Regions from separate parts of the Homo sapiens genome. Here region 1 is linked to region 2. Evidence: chromatin contacts called from ENCODE Hi-C or POLR2A ChIA-PET data. All regions are on one chromosome and are shown on one strand. The core of a region is the stretch at or near the end of the contact, and the rest is flanking DNA. Distances in the headings are between cores, read along the strand shown. Region 1 overlaps WWTR1 (WW domain containing transcription regulator 1). Region 2 overlaps LOC107986045 (a long non-coding RNA gene).

Evidence for each region. A loop is a pair of places that touch in the nucleus more often than their neighbours do. ChIA-PET counts read pairs that join two places held with the same protein, here RNA polymerase II (POLR2A). Pooled maps may share reads with other maps.
Region 1: a loop to region 2 is called in a map of sigmoid colon, with 3 times the contacts of the local background. The contact joins two enhancer-like sites. A Hi-C loop is called at or near these places in 1 of 168 maps with a recorded cell type or tissue (sigmoid colon) and 2 of 50 pooled maps. POLR2A ChIA-PET finds 5 or more read pairs at or near these places in 1 of 52 experiments (AG04450).

What each region holds. Positions count from the first base shown.
Region 1 is chr3:149,524,928-149,530,858 of GRCh38, forward strand. WWTR1 (WW domain containing transcription regulator 1) reads right to left here. Exons shown (of 7, transcript NM_015472.6): 5 at 2,909-3,042; 6 at 1,086-1,198. It also overlaps the pseudogene RNU6-1098P. Among named protein-coding and RNA genes, the nearest start is that of TM4SF4, 53 kb to the left of the region's middle. Within about 2 kb of position 3,009, at least 6 of the 41 ENCODE cell types and tissues checked have a DNase peak (open chromatin) inside an H3K27ac peak, as active enhancers do.
Region 2 is chr3:148,951,581-148,957,226 of GRCh38, forward strand. It overlaps LOC107986045 (a long non-coding RNA gene), which reads left to right. Exons shown (of 3, transcript XR_001740565.2): 3 at 4,002-4,508. Among named protein-coding and RNA genes, the nearest start is that of GYG1, 37 kb to the right of the region's middle. Within about 2 kb of position 4,116, at least 10 of the 41 ENCODE cell types and tissues checked have a DNase peak (open chromatin) inside an H3K27ac peak, as active enhancers do.

The sequences.
Region 1 (5,931 bases), core at 1,759-4,258, 570 kb after region 2:
GCTGTCATTTATTTTTGGTTCTAGAATATCTTCTTAGAGTTTATGACTTTCATAATTAAGTCTAGGTAAGGCTAATAAGACTAACTTCAGTTTCTGCAATTGGAAGTCTCACTCCTTGAGAAAAGGAGAAAAAGAAAGGTAATCGGGAAGCCTGGTGAGGCTGGACCTGAAGGATGCACAGGCTGGGGACAAGGTAAGAGTAACCCTGACTCTCTTCTCTTTAATTCCTGAGGGAGGATGTCGTTACCATGTTGGAACTTGGAAGTGACAATTTTGAATCCTCTGAGTTGCTCAGCATTCCAAATACCCACTGCCAATTGCTTTTCAAATGCAGTGAATGACATGAAAAAAATTGGATACTAGAACTATAAACCAGTGTCACTTTCCAGGAGAAAGGGTGGCCCATATATTACAACTAAAAACTAGAACAGCATAAATACCCCAATGTGGAAACATGGCAAACAAACAGTGGTGTCTTGATGCAATTGTGAGGAAGGGACTATATGGAGCAAAGATGAATTAAAAAAAAAAAACAACAGAATTTAAAATCCTGCGCCCAGATGTAAAACTATACTTGTATAATCTATGAGGAAGGGGCTACAGTTTATTAATAGTGCCTGGGGGTTCAGTGGCTTTTCAGCTGTTATTTTATGTTGTCGTTGAGATTGAGTGTTTCTGGTTGGATTTTAAAATTGAGATGACCGTACTCGCTCTGGCAGCACCTATACTAAAACTGGAATGATTAGCATGGCCCCTGCATGAGAATGACATGTAAATTCATGAAGCATTCCATTTTTTTTTTTTTCAACATTTTTACAGACACTCGGGACTACTGGGAGTGGGGAGGAACAAGGGGTGAAAAACAAACTATTGGGTACTATGCTCACTACCTGGGTGACGAGAGCAATCGTATCCCAAACCCCGGCATCACATAACCATGTAGCAAACCTGCACATGTACCCCCAAATATAAAATAAAAGTTGAAATTATAAAAATAAAATAAAAGAAAAATAAAATTGAGATAACCGAAGAGATCATTTAAAAAACACAAACCCATTGTAAGTGCTTGCAGGCTTTGCTCCTACCTGTATCCATCTCATCCACATTGCTGAGGAAGTCCTCCGGAGTTGTGGGGACACTGTAGCACCCTAACCCCAGGCCACTGTCAGTGCTCTGCTCCCTCGAATGATATGGCCCTCTGCAAAGCAAAAGATGAAGAAACTTCAATATGAGCCCACTAAATAAATCTCAAAATTAAAACACAGTCACAAAAGCTCTAAACTAGTGCAGTTGTGCCATGCTGCCCAACTTTCCAGGTTAGGGAGGAAGGAAAGTTTTAATTTTGAAATACATACCCTCATGAAAATGAAAATAATCATGTGTGGCCATTCACAGTAAATTGACATTGATTTCCTTTTCACCTCAAAATAACCATTTGAACATTCTTCAACATACAGAGTATGACACCATTTATGTAAAACTTTAAAAAAAAAAAACAAAAACTATGTTGAATATTGCTTATGGATACATACACTAACGGGCAGTAAGGGGTATAAAAGTCTGTGTGATGGACACACGCCAGTTTCTGAATAGTGGCTACCACTGGGGACAGAAGGGAAAAGAAACGAGATTTCAGTGGTGGGGGGATGGCTTCAAATATTAATTGTAATATTTTATTTGTTAAAAAGTAAGATTAAATAAAACTATGGCAAATCTGGGTAGTGGGTACATGGGTAATTCATGTTATTCTTTGTACTTCTCTGTGTTTCAAATACTTTAAAATCAACAATTTAAAACCTCCATTAATTATTATTTCAGCTACTATTTGTTTTTATCTCTATCTTTAATAATGTTCATAATTGTATTGTTTGTTTGCCAGACGTCTCTGCAAGGGCAGAATAAAAGGCACAGGAAATACAGAATTGCCCTTTTTATTTGATTTAAAAACTACTTCTGCTCATGAAGATATTTCTGGCTAAATTCTCTTTCCCTTTTGCTCCTTTGTTTTAATTACTTTTTAAATTGTGAAATTATTTTAAACTCACATAGAAGACGCAACAAGAGTACAGAGCGTTCCCATGTACCCTTCACCAGCTTCCCCAGTGATAACATCTTACATAACCATAGTGCAATTACCAAAATCAGAAATCTGACACTGTAGAATATTATTTACTAAACTATAGATCTTATTCACATTTCACCCTGAACATCATCTCTTTTCTTTTCTTTCTTTTTTTTTTTTTTGAGATGGAGTTTCACTCTTGTTGCCAAGGCTGGAGTGCAATGGTGCAATCTCGGCTCACTGCAACCTCCGCCTCCCAGGTTCAAGCAATTCTCAGCCTCCCGAGTAGCTGGGATTACAGGCATGCACCACCATGCCCTGCTAATTTTGTATTTTTAGAAGAGACAGGGTTTCTCCATGTTGGTCAGGCTGGTCTCGAACTCCCAACCTCAGGTGATCTGCCCACCTCGGCCTCCCAAAGTGCTGGGATTATAGGCATGAGCCACCATGCCTGGCCGAACATAATCTCTTAATTGTTCTGTTCTCAATTTGCCATATGGCATGCTTTTATCCCCTGTTGGTTACATAAAACCAGAAGATTCTTCCAAGTATAAGTACTAGACGACACCATCATGTTTAAAAATATAAGTTCATGCCCATTTTCAAATTCTTGACTAGGGGTTTACTCTACGTCCTATCACCAATTTTTTAATTTGGAAATTTTTTAACAGGCAGATGATTTCCCCTGCTTTTCTTTTTTCTGCCAGCTCCTCCCACTTCCTCCCTTTATTCTCACCCTCAACCCTCAAGCTCCCCACCTCTTCCCAATGTAAACAAAGATCCTATTATAGTCTAGATCACATAATAAAGAGAATAAAAATAAGTGGCCCCCAAATATTAACTTACCCATTGAGGAAAGGATCTGAGCTATTATTAGTGATGGATCTCATGTCTGGGGTCATCGTGGGTGGGTTGACAGCAGCCTGAACTGGGGCAAGAGTCTCAGCTTCCATGGGGAGCTGTCGACAGAGGGCAGCTTCCTACAGTCAGAATGGGAAGCAAGAGTCATGCACTCATTGTCACAAGGCATGGAGCAAAGTGTACTTCACATCAAAACTTTTCACCAAATACAAAGCACTGTGTATTTACTCCCAGCAAGTCAAAATCACCAGGCAACCATTAGTATTCTTTCTCCGAAGAAAGTCTTACAGACATAAGTCACTTCACATTCACAAAGTTAATGGGAAGCTCAGCTATTATTTGATCTAAGGGCACTTAATGTTGCAATCATCCCACCCATGCAATTATTTAAACACCCAAATCATAGAAAGCCCTCTCAAAACACTTTGTCAGAGACAAGGCTTTTTCTATCTCAGGTTCTCAAACCAAATCTACATCAATCAAAGCAATCAGACTCCTCTGGACTATAAAGTACATTCTGGTCTTTGCCACTTACAGGCCAGTAAAACTGTGGAATTACAGAGTCCAGGCTCTACATTAAATTGCATCTGGCAGTTTTATGTTTACAGACAGGAAAGCAAAACAATGAGTTGAAAGTTTACTTTAAAAAGTCAATCAGTGGCCAGGGGTGGTGGCTCACGTCCATAATCCCAGCACTTTGGGAGGTCGAGGTGGGCGGATCACTGGAGCCCACAAGTTCGAGACCAGCCTGCAACATGGTGAAACCCTGTCTCTACAAAAAATACAAAAATTAGTTGGGTGTGGTGCTACTTGGGAGGCTGAGGCAGGAGGAGCCCTGTGCCTGGGAGGTTGAGACTAAAGTGAGCAGAGATCACGACACTGTACTCCAGCCTGGGTGACAGAGTGAGACGCTGTCTCAAAAAAAACAAAAAAACAAAAAAGTCAATCTATTTGACTACTTTGTTGACTAAAATGCTGAAGGTTGGGGAACCATGTAGATCCAATCCAAATCCCACAGACAAGTAACTGTTTCACAGCATATGGATTTCATTAGCAGAAACAAATAATACAAGCATTATTTTATAAAAGCTAGCATTACATTGCTAAGAAGAGTCTATCCAAAAGGCTACAAATTTACTGACTGCAACTACTTTCTCTAGGTATAATCTCCAGGAGTCTCTCCATCTTGACAAACATAACCAGACATCAAATTCCTTTCAAATTTGCTGATGTTTCCAGAGAATACTTTTGTATGTTTACATTTGCATCCCAAACCAAGGTTAGGCCTTTCCCCATATTTATGCCTATCAGTTTCCCACTTTCCATGCTGAAGTCATTGGTCTCACTGTCCCTCAAACCCTAAAACCATGGCTACAATGGCAAACAGAACATTTAGGACTTCTAAATTACAGTATCTTCGTTAGATCTCTTCCAGCCCTAACATGATGTGACTTTAGAGGGTAGCTGCTGTCTAGACAAGTCCTAGTGAAGTCATCGGCTATAAAAATTTTCAGTTACTAGAGTTGGTTGCACTGTTACAAACCATGAGAGACCTGATTGATTTAAAAAAAAACTGTATTGTTAACTTATACTGAAATAAATCTAGCTGGAAAGGGTCTTTGGCTCACTTCTGTTCATCTAGATTGCAAATAATCAAATACTTAACTAACAAATTTTATTCAGGAATCTACAAAAAGCAAACCAAAAACTGGAGATTTTTTTGGTAAAAAGTGATTTTCATCATCTAAATCTTGGAAGTGCCTTCTGAATAAACCTAGAAAAATCAAATTATTTTCTGATAGTTGTTTTTAACATGGCAGGCAGGGTGCATTAGAAACCTTATTATCCAACCAAAGTTTTCCTGAAAGCCTCAGAAGGAACAACAGGGATTGAATCTGGCATAAAAAGCCTGAGTCCCACCAGTCCCCATCCCTCAAGCACACTCATACACCCTGAGCCACAGTTTGAAAAAATGTATCTCATCAATGGTAAATTTCTAATACTTTATTAACCATAAATGCAAGAATCTTTTGACTCATAACCCTCATTATCCAAAAACATGAACTTTACTAGAATATTCCATTTTTCAACCATTCTGAATAAATGTGGGAGTTTACCTCTAAACAAATACACTTTTAATTTAAAAGTTGATGAGATGGCTGCATTCCTTTGTATTGAAAAAACTTTATCAACATATGTCTTAAGAATACAAGTTGAGGCCGGGCGGTGGCTCACACCTGTAATCCCAGCACTTTGGGAGGCTGAGGCGGGTGGATCACGAGGTCAGGAGATCAAGACCACCCTGGCTAACAAGGTGAAACCCTGTCTCTACTAAAAATACAAAATATTAGCCGGGTGTGGTGGCATGCACCTGTGGTCCCAGATACTCAGGAGGCTGAGGCAGGAAAATCACTTGAATTTGGGGAGGCGGAGGTTGCATTGAGCCGAGATTGCACCACCATACTCCAGCCTGGGCGACAAAGCGAGACTCTGTCTCAAAAAAAGAAAAAAAAAATACAAGTTGAATCTGCAATTTCCAGGAGTTCTAAATTTATATATGGTAAGAATCATTTCTGGAACTTCATGGGATAAAAAAATACACTATATATAACACACATGAATTGTTATCTGTAATAATATATAAAATTATAAGAACAAATATCAAAAATTAGATATAAAATAAATAGTTCTAAACTTTCCTATTAATTTAAATTACTCCTAGCTATTTCCAGTAAATAAAACATAAAATAATGCTTGTGTGTGTCTAAATATATAAATAAAATATATAAATAAAATTTAAAGGATTATTTATGATAACCAAAGCTGAAAAACCTATACTATATTGGAGGAAATGTTTCACTGTGCCATTTCACATTTGTTCCATCTGTTCTAAATCAAAGAGAACAGAAGCTCTAGTCTCCAGCACTGATGTTTCCCTAACTACCCTGAAGACTTAATCACCAAGTCATCCTAAGGGCAAATGCCGCCTTCTGTCTGTAGGGGGCTCA
Region 2 (5,646 bases), core at 2,866-5,365:
AAGGAAAAAATTTTTATCTTAGCAAGGAAAAAATCTAAAGTGGGTAAGAGTTGTCATTCATTTAAAAAGAAAGAAAATAGCAGTCACTTCTGTTAAAAGAAGAATGTATCTAGTCATTTTTATGGTTATAGAGTGGCCTCATCTTTATCTTGTTCCAAACATAGTCACAGAGTGGCCTTGTCTGAACATTGTTTATATTCTGTAAGCATTGTTAGTGTTCACTTGGGAACGTCATGATCCAGCAGCCAGCAGCACAAATTTTTACTTTCCTAAACAAATAAAGGAATGTATCACCACTCAGACCAAACTAATATTTACTTTATATATATACACACACATACAAATAAAATATTATGCTATACATACTATTGGATAATATGCTTTATATAATGACATAGCATCAGTAGCTTTCCATGACAGTGTTCATCAGCATCACTTTAAATGTAGGAATGGAGCTCCATCATGCAGATGAGCCAAAACGTGTTTCATTAATCCCCCATTGCTCAACATTTAACATGTTTTCCTTTGTGTGTGTATGTGTGCGTGTGTGTGTGTGTGTGTGTGTGTATTAGTTTGCTAAGGCTGCTGTAACAAAATACCACAGACTGCATGGCTTAAATAAGAGAAATTTCTTTTCTCACAATTCTAGAGGCCAGAAGTCCCAAATCAAAATGTCAGCAGGATTGATTTCATTCTGAGGCCTCTCTCCTTGACTTGTAGATGGCTTTCTTCCTCCAGTGTCTTCACATGGTCTTTCTTCTGCGTATGTCTATGTCCTAATTGCCTCTTCTTATAAGGTTACCTGTCATACTGAATTAGGACCCACCCATTGGACTTCATTTTACCTCAATTTCCTCTTTAGAAGTCCTATCTCCAAATACAGTCACATTCTCCACTACTGGGAGTCAGGACTTCAATATATGAATTTCGGGAGACCCAGTTCAGCCCATAACAATGTGAACATCTCTGTATCTATGATTTTGTGTACATCCATAGTTATTTCCTTAGGATAAATTTCTAGAGGTGAGATTGATAGGTCAAAGTGAGACCACAGTTTGAAGGCTTTTGGTAATAACATCAAATTGCCCTGGAAAAGTTGGCACGATCTATGCCCTCACCAAGCAGTACAGGAAAGTAACTTTAGCCCTGTTTCCTTCATTGTGCTTTGTAGTTTTGTGATCTCTTTTTATTGGTTTCATATTTGGCAGATTTGCCTATCTCCACATGAGTTCAGATAGCCCAACATGTTAGTGAGACCAAGACTGTAAGTTTAATAGCTTCAGTAGGAGTTTTTATCAGTAGTTATATAAACAAAGAGAATATCCTATACATAGTAAATCAGGACTGTCATTTCTATACACAAAGGACAGCAAAGTTAGATTTTTTATTGATAGAAATAGTGCCTTGATTTTTATATCAAGCATTTAATACTCTATTTTATACTCTACGACATCTCAATAAATGTTTGTTGATTATCTTTTAAATACCAACTAATTCAATTAGAAATCTTCTGGTTTCAAGTGACAGAAAACCCAACTCTAAATGGCTTAAGCAAAAAAAAAAAAAAAAAAGGAATTCATTGATTCATATTGATTCATGTAACTGAAAACCCTGTGAGACAGGGTAGCCACAGGTGAGGCTTCATTCTGAAATTAAAGGCTGCCACCACCAGGGCCCACCTCTGTTTGGCTGCCTTTGGACTAGCTCAATGCCTAAGCTCTCTGTGATGGCCTCTGGCAATGCCAAGCTGAGTCACAAAAATGGCTGCAGGAGAATCAGAAGAAAGTCACTATAGACACTAGGCAGAAAAGCAACAAATACCACTATTCTGGCTCCCATATAGTTCTAGAGCTAGCAGGAAGTTTAGAAATCATTTAGTCTAATAATTTTTAAAAGTTTTTTTGTTATGTTTTGTTTTGCTGGTAACCCTTTCTTCAGACAAGAGCTTATGATGAAGTCAAATATATAAAATAGAATTAAAAACTGAAAGGGTAAGTTGAAACAGAGGTGAGGATCCCTTGCCCCCTCGCTGCTCATTCTCCATGAGGCACCTCCAAGGAGCACACTATTAATTACTTTAGAGATAGAGAAACTGAAGCTCAGAACACATACATTGCTCATTCTGGAACATCACCCATGAATGACAGAGCCAATGGAACTCAGGAGCCTTCACCCTGTCCCGTCAGTCTTGCCGCTTCCCTCACTGGTTGCTCCTCACTGCCATTTTGAGCATTATGTTTAACTGATATCCTTGATCTAGCAACTCTGCTCCTACCAAAAAAAAAAAAACGGAAGCAGAATTGAAAAGCTCAATTGCCTGCCATCTGTGTATATGTACAGCCCTTGTGTCTCCAGCCACAGTTGGTTACTGAGACTAGCTCAGAACTGAGCAGGCTCAGAGCTACATTAAGCCTCTGTTCCTCCAAGTCCATTTGAGATTTTTAATTTCAAATCAGAAAAACAGTGCCTACATCAGTGTTTCTCAGGGTGTAATCTAAGAATTTTGTGGATACCTCTCGCTCCAAAGCCCCCTTAGGAATTCTTGAGTTTAGAAGATATTTTTGGACAAGGTATAGTGAACCAAAGCTGGAACCTAGAAATAGATGTCCTATGAGAAAGAAAGCTTATCAGTTCTAATTTAAAAGTTAGAAGTCCTTTCTTTAGTACATGATTGAGAGTTAAAACCAATACTGGAAAAAGAAATGAAAAAAGCGACCAGATTTATGCAGATAAATTTGCATAGGCAGTTAAAAATAAAATAAATATTTTAAATAAAGTAAAATAAGCAACACCATATATACCTGATGAGAAGCATCCCCTAAAATATCACTGACATGTTTTATCTGAATTTATAGCCAAGAGATGGACACAGGAAGACTGCTGTAGCTCACAAATGAATTCTCTCTTTCCTCTCTGCCTCCCATCTCCTTCTCCTACTTTGTATTAAAGCTTTTCTTATGCAAAAGATCCAGGACATAGAAGAAAACAGAAAATTTCATTAACAAATTTTCTAAAATAAAACAAAATACAACCTTAAAGGCCATTGGGACACTAAGTAACATCCTGAGCTGTATATATGCAAGATTATGGGTTAGAGCCCACAGAGAAAAGTCACAAGAGACCAGAATGGAAGAATGATTTCTGGAGAGTCTCATGAAATATAACTCTCCCTTTATATGGAGGAAAATTGTTTCTATTGAATCTATGATTTCTAGCAAACCCCACACAGAATTGTGCATTGGTATTCCACAATTAAAACCAATTTTAATTACTTGAAGCTAGATATATAGAGCCTCTCAAAATGTTCCTTGTAAAAGAAAATTTTTCCCTTGACATAGAAAAAAAAATGGAGAAAACTGACATATTTTCATGTCCCTTTTAGATCTAAAATTATTTTTGGGGTTTAGTAGAAGAAATATATTAAACCCATCACGATTTGCTCATCATAGAGCCCTGGATCTAGTACATAAAGAGATGTGACTGTTACAGGAACAATTCGAGTTGAGGAGGCATTGATTTTTCTCACATTTGGGCTTGAATAACCAAAGAAATTCCTTCATGTCCCCCTATAACCACCTGTTCACATCTCAGTTATTTGTCAGCTGATGTTGTAATTTTCTGTTACTCATCTATATTTCCCACGACATTCTTAGCAAAGGCAAGGGCTGTATCTCATTTATGATCTTGGAGGGCCTAGGAGAATGCTTGGCCCTCAAATATTCAATAAATTGAGTAGGCACTTAATAAATGGCATAGAAACAGAAGCATAAAAGTGACCAGACGAACCCATTGCAACACCCGTTCCAAGCTCTGAAATGCTACTATTTTTACCTGTTTTTCTGGATTCGCAAAAGGCTAAGTGTAAATCCCAAAGAAAGTCTGGGTCCGAAATTTCAGAAAATATGGCCAAGTAAGAATTAGAACTGTGGAAGGGGTTCTAGAAACACTGGGTGAAATGAATGTATCCTCAATGGTATTTTTTTGCTTTTTTTCTTTGCTAGTTTATTTCATCAAAAAGATCGGAAGCCTAAAAACAGCATTGTTAGGGAACTGGCAGCTCAAGACAAAGAAGCCGAACCAGAAGAGGGCACTCTTACCACAGAGATTTACAGCTAATGGTTTTTTTTTTTTTTTTTTTTTAATGTTTGCCCCTCAGCAGGGCCAACAGAGAAAGCAGGACATTCTTTCCTAAGGAGCTCATAACTCTCCCAGCCAAGCAAGAAGGAAAAGGCAAAACACCAAGGGTGAAAACTTAGCAGAGAATGCCAAAGGCAATGACCGTGCTCTCTGACCATCACACGCTGGAGGCAGAGCTTTATATGGTTCTCAAAGGATTGTTTACCTCCTCCTCACTAAACCTTAAAAAAAAATGTATTCCAAAAACGAATTACACCAAGCCAACCCACATTACTCAGTCTACGAAGCCAACCCACATTCTGGCCTGTACTGCCTTTCAACTCTTCCTATTTCCACTTGCTGGAATAAATCATTTCACTCTAGGGCCAAAACAGGTTTGATTTCATCTGTCAGAGGCCTGTAACATTAAGCGGCAGTGTGGTGCTTGTTAGAGGAGGAGCACTTGTATTCTCCCGGATCCCCTGTGGAACCGCCTGGGCTTCTGAGCTAGGGAAGCAGATAAACCCTGTCCCTGCCTTCACCCTTCTTTGGGGACAGTTATAGGCTGACGGTCTGAACTTTGGGAGAGACAGGACTTCGGTTATCCCTCTCCACTGAGGGCTGCCACCGCACACAATTGATCCAGAGATTGGGAGATGGGTAATCCATCTCATCCTGTCCCTAAAGCCCTGTCTTCCGCAGTCAGCTCTGTTTGAGGACTTCATTTGTGTACTGGTCCAAAATGTGCCCTTCTCCTAGCCTGTGTATGACTAGGAGACTACTTCAACTTCCTTGCCCACAATTCTTCTCATTGCTTACTCTAGCCAGACCGGCCTCTATGTTGTTCTTTGAACACAATTGTGTTCTTGCCTCAGGGCCTTTGCACTTTGATTGTCCCTCTATCTAGAATTATATTCTCTCAGATACCACATGGTTCACCCTCTCGCTTTCATTCAGGGTTATGCCCGAATGTCATGCCTTCCCTGAGCACGCACATCTACACTAGCACCCACAGTATTACACTCTATCCCGACACTGCTGTATTTTCTTCATAGCACTCCTCACTGCCTAACGTTGTTATAAATCTAATCATCTATTTCTGTCAACTCCGCAAAGGCAGAGACTGACTTCTATTTGTCCACAATTGGATCTGCCGTGCCTCGACACAACGGATGTTCTCAGTAAACAGAGAATTAATCAATTAAAATATATCTTTCAGCCCCTGGGTTCCCTCTTCCAGCTTCTCAGGTACTCCTCATTCACTCCAGAATTAAACTAAATCCTATGGCGTGGCATTCAGGGCTCTGATCAGACCCTGTCCTCCCTTTCTGGCCCTGTCTCCGATTGCACACCCTCCACCTGCAACGTACCCTGGAACTCCAGTCAAACCTGGATTACCATCCACTTTCATGCCTGGATGCCTTTGCTCCTGCCCTTCATTCCCTCACCACTTGCTGAAATCCTCCTAATCTCTGAACACCCATCTGACACGCTCACTCCTCACAATGAAGAGGCATTGTCCCTCCCATC